2 separate regions of the Homo sapiens genome follow, and region 1 is linked to region 2. Evidence: chromatin loops called from intact Hi-C (ENCODE). Cell type or tissue: A673. All regions are shown on one strand.

Region 1 (8,000 bases), 330 kb before region 2:
ATGACATCTTAAACAAATCATACAGCATCACCCACCCCAGCCTTAGTTTCTCCATCTGTAAAATGGAAGCAGGAGAAGGTTGCTTACTAACATTATTACCTTATAGAGTTTGAAGATCAAATGAAATGAAATGATTTATGTAAGATACGTAGCAGGGTGGATGGCCTATTAGAAGCGTCCAACAAATTCAAGTTATTGTATATAAGAAACTCAACTCCCTTATAATTATGTAGAGCACTAAATTTTCTAAATAATTTCTATCATAGCATCCAAATGTATTTTGAGGCAAATGAGTGGATGATAAGACAGATTTTGGTGTTATTATTTTATTTTATTTTATTTTTATTTTTTTGAAATAGGGTCTTACAGTGTTGCTCAGGCTAAAGTGCAGTGGAGTAATCATGGCTCACTGCAGCTGCACACTTCTGGGCTCAAGGGATTCTCCCACCTCAGCCTCCTGAGTAGTTGGCACTATAGGCATGCAACATCATGCCTGGCTCATATATGCATTTTATATATATATATATATATTTCTAGAGATGGAGTTCTTGCCTTTTTTCCCAGGCTGGCGTCAATCCTCAAACTCCTGGGCTCAAGCAGTGCTCCCACCTTGGCCTCCCAAAGTGCTGGGATTACAGATGTGAGCAGCCATGCCTGGCCAATACAGAAGATGAAAATTGGAGATTGTCAATGAACTTGAGATCATTCGTTCAATGCTCATTAATTCAATATTCACTTAACAAATATTTATTGAGTGTTTACTATGGGCCAAGAACTGAGCAAAACACTCCACAATACAAGTCTGTGAAATAACCCAAACAAGAGCTGTGCATCTGTGCAGTTGTTATTTTTGCCACCCGGTATCCAGTATTCATTTTTTGTCAATTGAAAACCTCTTCCTGAATAACTTATCTCTCGTCCATTATTTGTAACCTAGTTGTGCAGAGGGATGTGACATAAACCCAGACAATCAGACTCACTATTCTGGAATTTGGAAACTTGTGGGGAAGGACACATGGACAAAACCAATTGTAGCTCATTTAACCCAGTGTCCATTAGTTCATGCTCAAAGCTGCTCTAACTTCCACCTTGATCATCTGATTCCATAAGGTAGACCACATTCTATAATAATTTTCCTTTTTGCTTTGGTTGACAAATGTCAGATTGTATTTCTTTCAAGCAAAGAACCCTAACTGAAAGAACCTCTGAAAGTGTGACATCATTCATTCTCAGAAGTCTTGGAATCTGTTTCTAGGAAAATCTTTTTATAATATTGATAATGTGGTATTAAGTTCTCTTCATCGTTTCTGCCAGAGAATTATGCTTGCTCTTAACCGACAAGCCTTGACACTCATACACATTAGATATGTCTCATCTAATTGTTACTCATCCATATTGTCTTAGTTGTGCATCAGAGATCCTCTATGCTTTTACTTCCCACATACGTCTATGTAGAATGGAGCCATGCAGAATGTCAAGCCAAATACTGCAAGCAAACCTAAAACTGTTTGCACCACATGTGCTACAATCCATTGGCCAAAGCAATTTTCATGGCCAAGAGTGGGAACAGTGAGGTGAGACATGTACTCTACTTAACCTGGTGGGAGATATTGTAGGTCATGTGGCAAGGGCATGGATGTACAATTTTATTAAAAGGTGAGAGTGAAGGATTAGAGAAAATAATCTAGTCTACCACACCTCCCATTTTCTCTCAGTGCACTGTACGACATCTCTTTTATTTATTGCATGCCATCAGAATACAAGGCAGGTTAAGGGAGAACAGAAAGAAGGCAGACTCCTAGTTAATATGTGTATTTACACTCGGTCTTGAAGAAGAGAGGAAGTGGATGACAATGTGTTATGATGTTTGGCAAAAGTATTCAGGTCACATTTCATAAAAACTCTATTTACCTTATAGACAAAATGTTTTGTGTGCATGTTAAATGTATAAATGTAACTTTTATTAAATACTTTGTGGCAAGTTAGTGTATGTTCTTTGTGAGCATTATCTCTTAAAATCCTCATAAAAATCCTGTGGGGTTTACAGACTGAAAAAACAAAATTTTGAAAGGTTAAATAAATTTTTGCAAACATAAGAGAAAACTAATTGTTCTGTAGCCCTGGCAACAAGTAGTCAACAGAACTGGTTTTAAACCCAGTTACTTGTTCAACATCTGCTGCAGTGAACACGCTTTTATAAACCAACTAATCAGGGCCAGCTCTTTGCTTCTGAAAGTTAGCCAATCAGGATTCACTCCAATAAACATATCCCAGAGTTTCAACCAATCCACCACAGTCCCTATCCCCAGTAATCAAACTTCTAAAAATAATGTTAACTTATCTTCACCTCTCCAAGTCTCCTTGAACTGCATGCTTCCCTTAAAACCCACTGAAGACCAACAGAGCCTGTGACTGATCTAAAGCATCCACTTTTTTTTTTCTGTAGTAGCAACGCATTCAGCTTTGTCTTTTTATTTCAGGTATCATGTAATGGTCTCATTGTTCTTTGACAGCAACTTACCCAAGTTTACACAGCTGGCAAATGGTAAAGTCAAGTGACTATCCCAGTTCCATCTGATTTCAGAGCCTAAACTCCTACTCAGCATGAGGTACTGTTTATCCTCATTCCATAAAAGTGATAGTCCAGGTACTCTTCCCTATAAAAGTTTAGCCTCTGATGGTATTTCAACTCTTGAATGGTCATTTACCTTTGCATATGTTATGTATCCAACTAACTTGTAAGCTCAGTTGAATCTAACATAATCTCACATTCCCAGTGGTGACCAATTCATCAAATATTTGCTTATTATTTTTAAATATATTAAAAAGAATGCTTAGTGTGTGCCAGGCCACCACGATAGTGATGGAATTAGAATGTTTTCGCCCTCAAGGGCTGGCAGCCTAACTGGAGAGACAGAAAACAGCACTTCAATGTGAATTGTGCTACCACATATATAAGGTGCAGTGTGACCTGCAAGGGAGGAGTTCCTAAGTCTGACATTAGCATTGTGAGCAGTCTTTAAGAAATGCCAAATGGCTGATATTTGCATATTACTTAGTTATTTGGAGCAAACAATTATTTCAGAGTCAAGAAAAATGTCCTCAAATTTGCCAATACTTATCGAAGTCAAATATTGAATCAGATATTGCACTAACCCAAATTTGAATTATTTAGGAAGAGGCCACATCATAAATGTGTAGTTTATCAGGCGGTAAAAAATACATTTAAGAGAATGCCATTTCCTATTTCTATTGCCCTAAAAATTTAGTTTTAATTTTTCTTACTGAGTATGGTGATTATTGCCTAATATGGAGTATTACACAATTCAGATACTTGATGCAAAAGATGGTGAGAATATGAAAAAAACACTTAATGATATTTGGTAAAACAGGAGCTGGCTTAATTAGGAGGCAGACACTCATAATGATCCTCAATTTCACTTGCACTTATTCCTTTTTATTTTTGATACAAAGCTATTTTTCTGGATTACTTCCCACTCCTTTTCCTTGGCATTCAAAACATTCCATGTTTTGAAACATGATGTAATCACTGAAATGAAAATTTTGTACACAAGAAAAGAAATCTCTAGTTTATACACAAGATGTCAGTGCGTTAGGCACAGAAACAATGTTTTCATTTAGTCTTGATTAATGACTGGGAATCGCCTTAGATTTCAGTACTTTCCTTGCTTTTCTCAAACAACTTTGACCTCTGCTGATAATTTTCCTGGCTGATCCAAGAACTGAGAGCCACTACATAATGGCCATTTCTTCTGCAGAGAGAACTGAGTGTCTGCTAGGAATGCACTGATTTAATGTGAGGTGATGTATGATATCTTCTGAGTTACAATGATCTGTGGCCTTGGCTAACCAAAAAGTCAGTAAGTGCATTTCAAAGATTTAAAACATCATTGGGAAAGAGGATTGTGGCTGAAATGACTGCAGACCAAGTTTGGGTCTTTGATGCCTTTCTTCCTGATGCAGCCCTGTGACTCCAGACTGCCCAGTAGCCCCAGTCTCCTCACACAATTTTCTGGCTTTCTAACTAGGTATTTACTCTTGTGTTCTAACGCTGTATTTTCTTCTCTTACCCAGAATGTGCCTATTAACAAGTCCAGCACCCGTTCTAGAGGCTGATCATTTGTATCAGATAAAATCATTCCTACACTATCCAAAAGGATGAAAATAGCTACAATTTACTGATCACTTACTGAGTTGCTTTAAAGGGCTCATTGCATTTAATACTCACAAAAGCCCTGTAAAGCAATTACCATAAATTTCCCCCATTTTACAGATTGCAAATAGAAGATTAAGAGAGGTAAGTCAATTGCTCAAGTTCTTGGAGCCATCAAGCTTCCCATCCAGGTCTCCTGGACTCCAAAGTCCTCTTCTTTATTGGTGACCAATAAGAGGTTTCAAAGGACATTTTTGATTTGATAAGGAATAGTGCCCACAAGAATTCTGTCTACTGTAGAATTTTGAGTATTAACAAAAACCTCTAGGGAAAGATATTCTTGTTCAAGTGGTAGCTTTCCTGATGTTTCTTAAATAAAACCAAATAGATAAGTTTTTTACTCACTAGAGGGTCAGGCTAGTTGTGCTCCACACACTAGTTGTTGTGGTGACAGGAGCAGGAGGAAGAGCCCACAGATATGTACAGCCCTTTTCCCTTGAGACCAACTGTTTACCTCCTTCTTTGTGTCAGTAGCCAAGGGAAACATAGAATCACAAAGCACAGAATGATAGAACTTTAGTGTTGGGCTCGTAGAAGTGTTTAAATCTAAACCCTACATTGTAGGGAGGTAGAAACTGATCAAGGAATAAAGTAACTCAAAGTTACCCAGCCAGGAAGAAGGTAGTGGAGTCAGAATTCAAGCCTTTCTCAAGTCTTTTCCCTCCCTCCCCTTCCTTCCTTCCTTCCTTCCTTCCTTCCTTCCTTCCTTCCTTCCTTCCTTCCTTCCTTCCTTCCTTCCTCCCTCCCTCCCTCCCTCCCTCCCTGTCTTCCCTCCCTCCCTCCTTCCCTCTCTCTTGCCATTTATTTTTCAGTGTCTATAATTTGCCAGTCACTGGGTACTGGAAATACAGCAAACACATTTAAAAAAAATCGTTGCTATGATGGAGTTTACATTCTAATGGGAAGAAACACATAGCAAACAAATACACCAGTAAAATATCTACTATGCCAGATGGTGCTAAGAGGTATGGAGAAAAATACAGCAGAGAAGAGTGATAAGGAGAACAGGAGGAGAGAGTGATGTTATTTCAAGTTTCTTGTGAGGAAGTGGCCATGAAGAGAATTCCAGATGGGGCAGCGGCAAATGGGGAGCATGCTTGGACTTGGGCTGCTCGAGGAACAACAAGAAGGCTGATGTGGCTGAGAATAGTGAGCAAGGGGGCAAAGACACAGGATGAGGATCAAGAGGAGCCAGATGACCCTGGCCGTCTTATCCATCAGTCAGCGCATTAGATCAACCTCATTGCCTCAAGAGGCTCATTTAATGATGAGTCTAATATCTTCCTGTGGCCATGACTAATTTCAGAGACCTATCAACTAGAGATATGGGATGGAGTGTAAAATGTGTTGGACTGGGAATGACTCTCCAGGTGCAAGTCCATCCCCTAATTATAATTAGCTCTGTTATTGAACTTGTTTAAGCTTCCTTTTCCTTCTAAGAGGGGGATGATGTGAACTATCCCAGGGATTTTATGAGGGCTGAAGAAGACAACAAACAAGAAAGCAGTTTGTAAGTGGACATTGTGAGTAATTGAAGTCAGTCAGTCAATAAATATTTTTTTCATCATTATTGTGAACAAGGGGTTTCTCCCTTCTGATGTTTACAGCACTGCTTTCTTCTGTCTGACAAGATGTGCAGAGAGACTCCACACCTTTGGAGAAAAACGAGAGAAAGAAAAGATGTTCCTCTTTGTCTGTATCTTTCTACCATGATCTTCAACTTTATCCCTCACCTGCCAGCAACAGAATGTGGGAGATTATTATGATCAGTGTGGTCCTCAGTTAACCCTCTGATTAAATACAGCTTATTGTCTTCACTATCAGGGCAAGAGCAGTGTGATCATGGTGTGACTACTGGTGTTGGAAAGAAACAGTCTTACCAGCTATGAAATTTATAATGTAGAGATTCTCTGAAGTTTTAAATGTATGGGTATTGACATGGTTGTGTTTCACAGCTGTCTATCATAGCAACTTCCAAATCCTTCCATGGAATTCTTTCCATGGAATTTCTTCATTGAAATTTTAAAATAAAAATTATTTTTTAGGGAAACTATTATAAACTTGAAACTTCACATACAGACAAGAATTGAACCTCCTTTAATCTAGTTGACAAATACGGTACTTATATAATATTTACTTTATGGAGAGTCCTGTATTCTCAAGAAAACTATATATAGTTGTATGTAGTTAGAGTCAAGAAAATGGATTTACTGTGTGATCTTAGGGATCCTCATCTCTAAAAAGAGAATAATAAAAATTGCCTCAAAGAGTTATTATAAAGTTTAATTATATATATATATATATATTTTTTTTTTTGCCAGGAGATAAGCGAGCAGAAGTCTATCGGCATGTATATATATTTTTTCCTTCAACTTTTATTTTAAGTTCAGTGGTACATGTGCAGGATGTGTAGGTTTGTTACATAGGTAAACGTGTGCCATGGTGATTTGCTACACAGATCAACCCATCACCCAGGTATTAAGCCCAGTATCCTTTAGATATTCTTCCTGATGCTCTCCCTCCCTCCACCCTCACTCCCAACAGGCTCCAATGTGTGTTTTTCCCCTGCATATGTCCATGTGTTCTCATTGTTCAGCTCCCACTTATAAGTGAGAACATGTGGTGCTTGGTTTTCTGTTCCTGTGAGTTTGCTGAAGAGAATGGCTTCCAGCACCGTCCATGTTCCTGCAAAGGACATGATATCATTCCTTTTTATAGCTGCATAGTATTCCATGGTGTATGTGTACCACATTTTCTTTTTACAATCTATCATTGATGGGCATTTGGGTTGATTCCATGTCTTTGCTATTGTGAATAGTGCTGCAATGAATATACATGTGCATGAATCTTTACAATAGAATGATTTGTATTCCTTTGGGTATATACCCAGGAAGTAAAAGTGTTCCTTTTTCTCTGCAACCTCACCAGCACCTTGTGTTTCTGGACTTTTTAATAATTACCATTCTGACTGGTGTGAGATGGTCTCATTTTGGTTTTGATTTGCGTTTCTCTAATGATCAGCAATGTTGAGCCTTTTTCATATGTTTGTTGGCCCCATAAATGTCTTTCTTGGAGAAGCGTCTGTTTATGCCCACTTTTTTGATGCGGTTTTTTGCTTTTTCTTGTAAATTTGTTCAAGTTCCTTGTAGACTCTGGATATTAGACCTTTGTCAGATGGATAGATTGCAAAAATTTCTCCCATTCAGTAGGTTGTGTATTCACTCTCATGAGTTTCTTTTGCCGTGCAGTAGCTCTTTAGTTTAATTAGATCCCATTTGTCAATTTTTGCTCTTGTCGCAATTGCTTTTTGGTGTTTTCATCACGAAATCCTTTCCTGTCCCTATGTCCTGAATGGTATTGCCTAGATTTTCTTCTAGGGTTTTTATAGTTTTGGGTTTTACATTTAAGTCTTTAATCCATCTTGTGTTAACTTTTGTATAAAGTGTAAAGAAGGGGTCTAGCTTCAATTTTCTGCATATGGCTAGCCAGTTTTCCCAGCAGCATTTATTAAATAGGGAATCCTTTCCCAATTGCTTGTTTTTATCAGGTTTGCTGAAGATCAGATAGTTGTAGGTGTGCAGTCTTTTTTCTGAGTTCTCTATTCTGTTCCACCGGTCTGTGTGTCTGTTTCTGTAACAGTAACATGCTGTTTTGGCTGCTGTATCCTTGTAGTATAGTTTGAAGTCGGGTAGTGTGATGTCTCCAACTTTCTTCTTTTTGCTTAGAATTGTCTTGGGTATTTGAGCTCTTTTTTGGTTCCATATGA
Region 2 (8,000 bases):
ACGTACTTAATGCCTAATGCCACTGAACTGTACACATAATAATGGTTAAAATACTGAATTGTATGTAATATATTTTACCATAATTAGGAAAGAAAAAAAACTGCGTTCACGTGTTTCAAAGGTTTTCCACAACTGTATAATACATATAGTTGGTTATACCTTTGTAACAGTGACCATATCGCTCTTTCTGCAACATCTATTAACCCAGACACCCCAGGGCCTAAGTAAGCATCCATTCTTCAGGAATTAGTAAACAGCACTTACACACGGACATTTCTAGCTAAAAGTAACACAGACAAAAAAACCTCAAAAATATCACGTAAGGGCAGGTGTTAGGCAAAGAGCCTCTGCAAACATCCCTTGCTCCTCTGCATTGCTCTGGTGTGAGGAGCTAGGACATGGAGAAACCTCTACCTCCTATCTCAGGATTAGCGAACCCTGCTTGAGTGCTACAAGGGTAAGTAAATGCTGGCCTGAAGAAGCTGCTGAGCTTCCGGATCCCACTGACTGTCGTTCGGGCACTTCCTAGAGGGTCAAGCACCATGGCGAAAGGCTGAGGAGGCAACTCGTATCTTTCATTCTCCTGCCTCATCAAGAATGAACCTTGAAGGCACCCATAGGTCGCGCAGTCTTTCAGAAGCTGCAGGAGGGCTGTGACTGTATGGGGTTGCAGACTGAAAATCTTATTAACGTGAAAGAGGAATTTGAAATTAAAAAAAAAAAACCCGGCCGGGCGCGGTGGCTCACGCTTGTAATCCCAGCACTTTGGGAGGCCGAGGCGGGTGGATCACGAGGTCAGGAGATCGAGACCACGGTGAAACCCCGTCTCTACTAAAAATAAAAAAAAAAAATTAGCCGGGCGTGGTGGCGGGCGCCTGTAGTCCCAGCTACTCGGAGAGGCTGAGGCAGGAGAATGGCGTGAACCCGGGAGGCGGAGCTTGCAGTGAGCCGAGGCTGCGCCACTGTACTCCAGCCTGGGTGACAGAGCGAGACTCCGTCTCAAAAAAAAAAAAAAAAAAAAACCCCACAATATCAGGCTACAGTTATCATAGCAATTCTGCTTTTAATGCACTCAGGACAAACTTCTAGCTCTGCATATATGTCATTTCAATGACACATCCTGTCTCCTACCCGACTAGAATGTGAGCAGCCCTGTGATCTCTATGTGCTCATAAACAGTGCCTAATGCGAATCCTGGCTCTTGGAAGGCGCTCAGCTAGTAAGTGAGGAGCTCAGCTCTGAAGCTGTAACCAAGACCGCGCGGGCAGGAGGAAAGGACACTTCAGCGCTCTGCGGTTGCAAACACACCCCTGCGGGTGCTGCCACTTAGCAAAGTCTTAGGTTCCCGCTTACTCGCACACGCATCCTGACTTCCCCCAACCCTGGAACTACCTACCAGGAGCGGAGACCAGCAGACCGACAGCACGCACATGATCCCCATAAGCTGAATGGCCGTCTCGGTCGTGATGCGGCCCCACTGGGCACTGGACTGAGATGCCGTGGCCTTGGCCCGGCAGCGGGACACCAGGGCCTTAATGGTGGCCAGGTTGCAGGAAAAGGTGACTGTCAGCGCCAAGAGCCCCAGGAAGGCAAAGGCAGAGGCGAAGAAAAGGTTGCCCCAGTTATGCGAAGAGCTAGTCCCGTTGCCCCCTCGCCCGGTGCTGATGAAGCACCACGTCCCGGGCCACTGGACGGTGTACTGGCCCACGCCCAGCACCGGCAGCAGGGCGAAGGCGAGCACGGCCAGCCACACGCCGAGCAGCACAGCGCGGGTGGCACGCGTCTTCATGTGGCTCGCATACCAGTGCGGCGCCCTGATGGCCAGCGCCCGCTCGACGGCCATGGCGCTGGCGATGAACAACGAGGAGAGCCCGAAAACAGTCATGGTCAGCCCGAAAAAGGTGCAGAGCCGCCCCGACGGGTCGATGTGCTCCCAACGCTGCTTGGACAGGTACACGACGATGACGACCGGGGTGGTGAGAAGCTGCCCGACCAGGTCGGTGAGCGCCAGCCAGCCGATGCACAGCAGGAAGGACTTCTTGCGCTTGCTCTCCCGGCGCCGGTAGCTGCGCGACACGAGCAGCATGGCCAGTGCGTTGCCCACGAAACCAGTGAGCAGCATGGTGATCGGGAAGGCCACGGACACCGATCCGCAATCCTCGCCAGACCCTGGAGGGCGCGTGAGGTTGCCCCGCGCCTCGGCGGAACGCTCGGGCGCCCACATGCCTGTGTAGGAGTGGTTGAGGCGGGTGCAGAAGGGGGCATCCCCTCCGTAGCCCCGGGTCTCCTTCATGTTGGCTTCGAGGTGAGGAGGGGATGGCGTCCAGAGAGCCGCAGCGGGAGGGGGCAGACGCGGCGCGGGCGGCGGCGGAGGTCGGCGTTTACCGCGGCTGGGGCTGGGCTGCCCCCCATGGTGCGGGGCGCAGCCGCCGCCCTACTCCGCTGCTGGGACCGCGGCCGCGGCGGCGCCAGGGCTCACTGGCCCGGGAGGGAGCCACGCCTTCCTCTCTGGGAAACCTCTGGTGGCGAGGCGCGCGGAGGTGCCGAGTCCCCTTTATAAGGCCGAGGGGGCGGGGCGCCCGTGGGTGTGGACAGAACCGAGGTGGGAGGAGGGTGCAAAGCAACTGAGCGCCTCTCTTGGCTGTTGCCTATCCTGATCGCCTGGGTTGGGAAGCCCCAGACGGTCTCCTCTGAAACGCCCTGCTCCTGGCCGGACCGGGAGCCCACTGGGGTCTCCTCCAGTTCTCCGCTAAAGTGTCGGTGGACGGCAAGCAGCTAATAAGTAGCACTGGACTTGCGGACCCCAGGCAAACTGCCGAGGCGCACCTGAGCGCTCGTCCTCCTGCTTCTTCAACCACAAACGCTCCTACAGGGACGGGATCCTTCTCCTGAAGTCCTTTAGTAACTCTGGTAAAGTGAAAATCGCCTGTCCTTAAGCAATCCACACAAGCCTTTGCATAGCTGATCGTTAACTTTTTTCCTTTCTGCTTTGTGACTCTAGAGTGATTATAAAAAGGCCAAGGTGTCCTGTCCCCTGGGGTGCCGCTGAAAACTATAAAATTACTAGACAGTGCCTGTAGACTTAAGGGAATAGACACAGGGAAACAAATACATCGGATGGTTGAATTCCAAGACCAAGAAATCCCAACTACTACCCCTCGCCTAATCCTGCCCGCTCCCCTCCCCACCACCCAACAAAAAGGTCAGCTATGGCAAAAGTGGCTACAGGAAGGTGGCATCAATTTGCATATCTGAGGTAGTGAAATCAACTGCTCCCAGCCTATGGGAGTGAGAGGGGAGCAGAAGAGAAAGGTATTCCTTACAAAGCCTCCAACCATCCTTCTTATCTTCATACAATAAGAACTAGAAAAGGTATTCAGATGTTATGAAGGCCTTAATCTATATGGAAACTTTGCCTTTGAAATAATAAACATTGAATGAAAATAGGCATACTTGCTTGCCTCGTAACATCTTTCAGTAAGCCAATATTTTATGTACTTCTCACAAGCATTTTCTCATTTTATCACAGAAATCCTCCAAGGTACTATTGCTATTATTATTTCCCTTAAAGGTGGGGTAACTGAGGCCCCATGAAGTTAAAGAATGTTCCTGAAGTCTCTCAGCAATTCTCAAGTCCCATCTTATTTGAAGCATGTATTCCTGACATGGGTCCCATAACTGCTCTCAGCAGATGAATATTAACGGTGAGATCATCTTCCCCTAATCTTGGGAAAGTCTTGTGTTTTTTGCTTTTTGCCTTTTTACACTGTCTAAGAGATGAAAAGATTTTTAAAAATAATTGCAAAGTTCATTTTTCCTCATATTTAAGAAATTAGACTTAATCATATAGCACTCTAAAGACCATTATTTTGATTGACACAGATCAACTTTCAGAACAAGCCCAATCAGTTTTGCCTTTCCTAGCTTAGCTGATGTTCTGTATGGGTGTTCTTAACTTTTAAATTACTGTTAAGAGGTAAGAATGGGATATGTCCCTCTGCATACTTTATGTGCTGTTGTCTTGATTCTGTATGAGAGTTTGAAAAAATATCACTATAACATTATATGTTTTTTAAAGAAGGAAAAGCAAGAATGCAACTTAAACTCCATTTTAATAAGATGCATTAATCACAACATGAATTTCATTTTGTGTTTTGCTGTCATTTAAAAATGTTTTGCACTTTTGCGTTTTACTGACTAAAATGTCACGTTTACAATGGGAACAACAGCTAGGAAGGGTGAAATGGTTTGATTCTAAAATCTTCCGTAAACTTTTGTCTTATTATTTTGAATTAATCTCAAACCTGTATTTGGGATAGTATTTTTCTAGCCTAATATCATTTGAAAATAAAATAATATTTGAGGTTATTCTTAGACAAAGCTTTATCCAAAGCATTTGGATGAAAGTGGCTATCAAGTTTATACCATCTATAGTTAGTAAAATTCTAGTGTAATTCAATATTTAAAATTTAAGACCATATCACCATTCACACAGCAAAGGAAGCAAGGCTTATCTTTTTCCAGTTACATCAAAAACTATTCTCATTTTTATTCACAAATATTTGACTTCTTTGAAACTTTTACTTCTCCCACTGAAGTGCTTGCTGTAGCCAATTGGACTTGATAAGCATGGTAAGCGTCGGGGCATGTATTAGTAAAGAATTGTTAGCCTCTCACTAACCTCTATGCCAATGAACAAAATGTGTTGCATTTCAGATAATTTGGGTATTTCTCTTCTTTCAGCACTTTGCTTCATCCTATATTGTCTGCCTTTAGCTATTCACCTTGTAAACAAGTGACTGTGAGGTTTTGTGGAGTAACAGTGTGAAGCTGGCAGTTGGATTCTGGTTGGTACTTTCTGGTCAGTTACTACGGATATAGTGTGAATTGTGTTGGTCTGAAACAACACCACCCTCTAGTGACCAAAAGGCTAATAACATGCTTTATGCTGTTTTAAAGAGAATTTCCATAGGGCCAATGGATGCTTTGCTTAGGGAATCTCTGATTTCTTTCCTAGAGATCTACTTATCAGTACATAATTGTGGTCACTTTGTTTTCCTTTGAGGTTACAAATTGGCAACTTTGTTTAACAGTCAATAAACCAGTAGAGGATTAAACTGAAAGACCAGATATTCATTTTTTTTTAATTTAAAGTATATATTCACCTATTATGTTTTCAATGAAATTCTAACCTGGACATGTTTTAAATTCACAGATTACTTAATTGTACCCTACAGCTTAAAATGTATAATGTATGTCAATATTTAGCTAGTGATGATGAATTTATTTTGCTATTTACTTCTATTAAACATCTATTTAAAAATCTTAAATATGGATACAAAATAAGATTAATAATGAGTCACATGATCAGCCTTTGATTGCCTCACTATGGATGGAAAATATCTGAAAGTCTTTCTTCATGGAGCCAACCAGTAATTTTAGTTTATATTTTAGTCATTCATTCATTCAATAACCATTCATTGAGCACCCAATCTATGTCAGACACTGTTTCAGTCATTAGGGATACAAAAGCAATACATAACAGTGCCTATATTCATGGGGTTTATATTTTAGTGCAAAATTACTGATTCTAAGTGCCAAATAACAGGAGAAACACTGATCCCATGGCTTTTGTCTTCTCAGAATGATTGTCATGGAAGTACAGTGCAATGTAGACTTAACATTTAAACATCAATCAATGTAATTACTGTATCAAAATAAAAGCAATGCCTAGAAGTCTTTGCTAGATCAAAGAGTCCCTTTCTATGAATGCCTTTTCTGCTGTCTTTTCTTCCTATTCTTTACATGCCTGTTTTTTTTAATTGAAAACTGGACATTGTAATATATTGTAATGACTCTGGAGTCTACCGGGTTTTTTTCCCTGAGTATTATCTATTTTATGTTTGTTTGCTCTGTTTGACAGTTAACTTGTCCGGATTCAAACTGCCAATATTGCCTCCCATGGGGCATGCTGCTCTTGGTATCTCTGCTTCATTCTCATGGTTTTCCATGCTCTTTTAGCTTGGCTTCCTAGAGATTGATTTCCCTATGCCTGTGTAATTTGCTGGTCAGTTAGCAATGGAGATCACCTTCTGTGTGGGTTCCTTGATTCTAGGGATTCTCCTCTTATTTGCAGCTACTCTGCCAGCTTAGGGCTATTCCCTGACATTTAAAGTTTCTGAAGCTTCAGCTTTCTCCCACCCAAAGTACACACAGCACAGGGAGGAATACATCCCCTTAAGTAAAGCATCAAAGTAATCAAAGTAGATGTATTCTTGAATAATGGTTTTTGTGTGTGTTTTGTTTTTTTTTTTTTTTTTTTTTTTTTTTAGACGGAGTCTCACTCTGTCATCCAGGTTGGATGCAGTGGTGCAATCTTGGCTCACTGCAAGCGCCGCTTCCCAGATTCTCGCCATTCTCCTGCCTCAGCCTCCCAAGTAGCTGGGACTACAGGCGCCCACCACCACGCCTGGCTAATTTTTTGTATTTTTAGTAGAGACAGGGTTTCACCATGTTAGCCAGGATGGTCTCGATTTCCTAACATCATGATCCTCCCACTTTGACCTCCCAAAGTGCTGGGACTAGATTTCTATCTGGTCTTTGCTTGCTTTTTCCTCAGGCTTCATGTGGTCTCCTTCACTCATGCAGAGTTTGCTGTGAGACATGAATTTGGGTAGTTCTATCTCATTTCTTCTCTGGTTCTCATTACCAAGATTTCCTACTTAAATTTGCAGTGGCTTTTCAAGCCTTAACTCCAGTCTCTGGAACTTTTTGCCAGTAAGGCTATGATTTTTTTTTTTCTACCAGTATTTCCCATAGCCATAGTCATGAAGAATGGGCAGGATCCTCGATCCCAAAAACCAGTAAGTCATAATTTTTACTCCTTTCATTTGCAGGTCTTTTTTTCTCTTCTATGATTTCTGTATGCTTTTGAATGCCTTCCAATGCAATAGTTTAATAAAATTCAAATACTTGTTTTTACAAATTTAACTATATTTTACTATTGTTATATGCAGGGCAGCGTGATACTGGCATAAAGATAGGCATGCTATGGTTTGAATGTGTCTTCTCCAAAATTCGTGTTGAAACTTAATGGCTACTATGATGGTATTAAGAGGTGACGCCTTTAAGAGGTGGTTGGGCTATGAGGACATCTCTTGAGGGAATGGGATTAGCTGCTCTTACAAAAGGGCTTGACAGAGGGAGTTTGGTCCCTTTCTTGTCATCCTGACATGTGAGGACAGGGCAAGAAGGCCTTCACCAGAGACCAGATGATGGCGCCTTGCTTTTGAACATCCCCAACATCCAAAACATTGAGAAATAAATTTATATTCTTTATAAATTACCCAGATGTAGTACTGTTATAGTAGCACAAAACAAACTAAGACACTGATCTATAGATCAATGAAAGAGAGTATTATAGAGAGCATCATATATACACATATAGAGATATAGATATGTGTACACATATGCAGACATTCAACAGATTTTTGTCAAAAGTGTTAAGGTGATTCAGGAGAACAGTCTTTTTAACAAGTGGTGCTGGAAAAACTAGATAGCTGTATGGATATAAAAATGAACATAGACCTTACACCACAAAACAAAATAGATAATAGACTTAAATGTACCTGTTAAAACTATAAACCTCTGAGATTAAAAGAGGATTTTTCCTTGTGACATCTTTTCTCCTCTATCATTACTGCAAGTACTCCTACAGCTTTGTTGTTGCTGTTGTTGTATTGAACAACGTGTGATTATCTCTTTTAGTTAGTAGGCACAGAAATTCTATTGTTTTATTTGTTTTAAAGAGACAGTCTCACTCTGTCACCCACGCTAACGTGGCCTAACAGTGATGGACGGAGTGGGGAAACCCAACAAGGTTGCTTTGTACAATTCCCCTTCCCCTGGGTATGGGGCAGGACCCCTCGGGAATGAGGGGTTTTCCAGGGAGAAGGGACAGAGTGACCTTGCTAGGTTTTATGGCTATGTTTGGGAGAGAG

The links. A loop is a pair of places that touch in the nucleus more often than their neighbours do. Peaks named below come from ENCODE experiments on the same cell type or tissue, not always from the same donor. Only the 100,000 strongest peaks of a DNase experiment are listed, where the experiment ranks them.
Region 1: a loop joins it to region 2, with 6 times the contacts of the local background. A loop is called at or near these places in 2 of 110 quality-filtered maps.

The regions. Positions count from the first base shown.
Region 1 is chr1:70,715,623-70,723,622 of GRCh38, forward strand. The region is part of intron 5 of LINC01788 (long intergenic non-protein coding RNA 1788); the gene reads left to right. Among named protein-coding and RNA genes, the nearest start is that of LINC01788, 13 kb to the left of the region's middle. In A673, no CTCF peak of the experiment used is centred here; DNase peaks (open chromatin) are centred at 4,259, 4,729, 5,089 and 5,509; H3K4me3 peaks cover 800 bases; H3K27ac peaks cover 4,223 bases.
Region 2 is chr1:71,045,285-71,053,284 of GRCh38, forward strand. It overlaps PTGER3 (prostaglandin E receptor 3), which reads right to left and starts at 2,532. Exons shown (of 4, transcript NM_198719.2): 1 at 1,397-2,532. The coding sequence starts at 2,293. It overlaps ZRANB2-AS1 (ZRANB2 antisense RNA 1), which reads left to right and starts at 1,222. Exons shown (of 3, transcript NR_038420.1): 1 at 1,222-2,305; 2 at 3,530-3,704. RefSeq lists an enhancer at 1,946-2,529. In A673, CTCF peaks have their summits at 4,922 (motif pointing left) and 5,125; DNase peaks (open chromatin) are centred at 1,257, 2,167, 2,567, 4,907 and 1 weaker place; H3K4me3 peaks cover 3,997 bases; H3K27ac peaks cover 3,653 bases.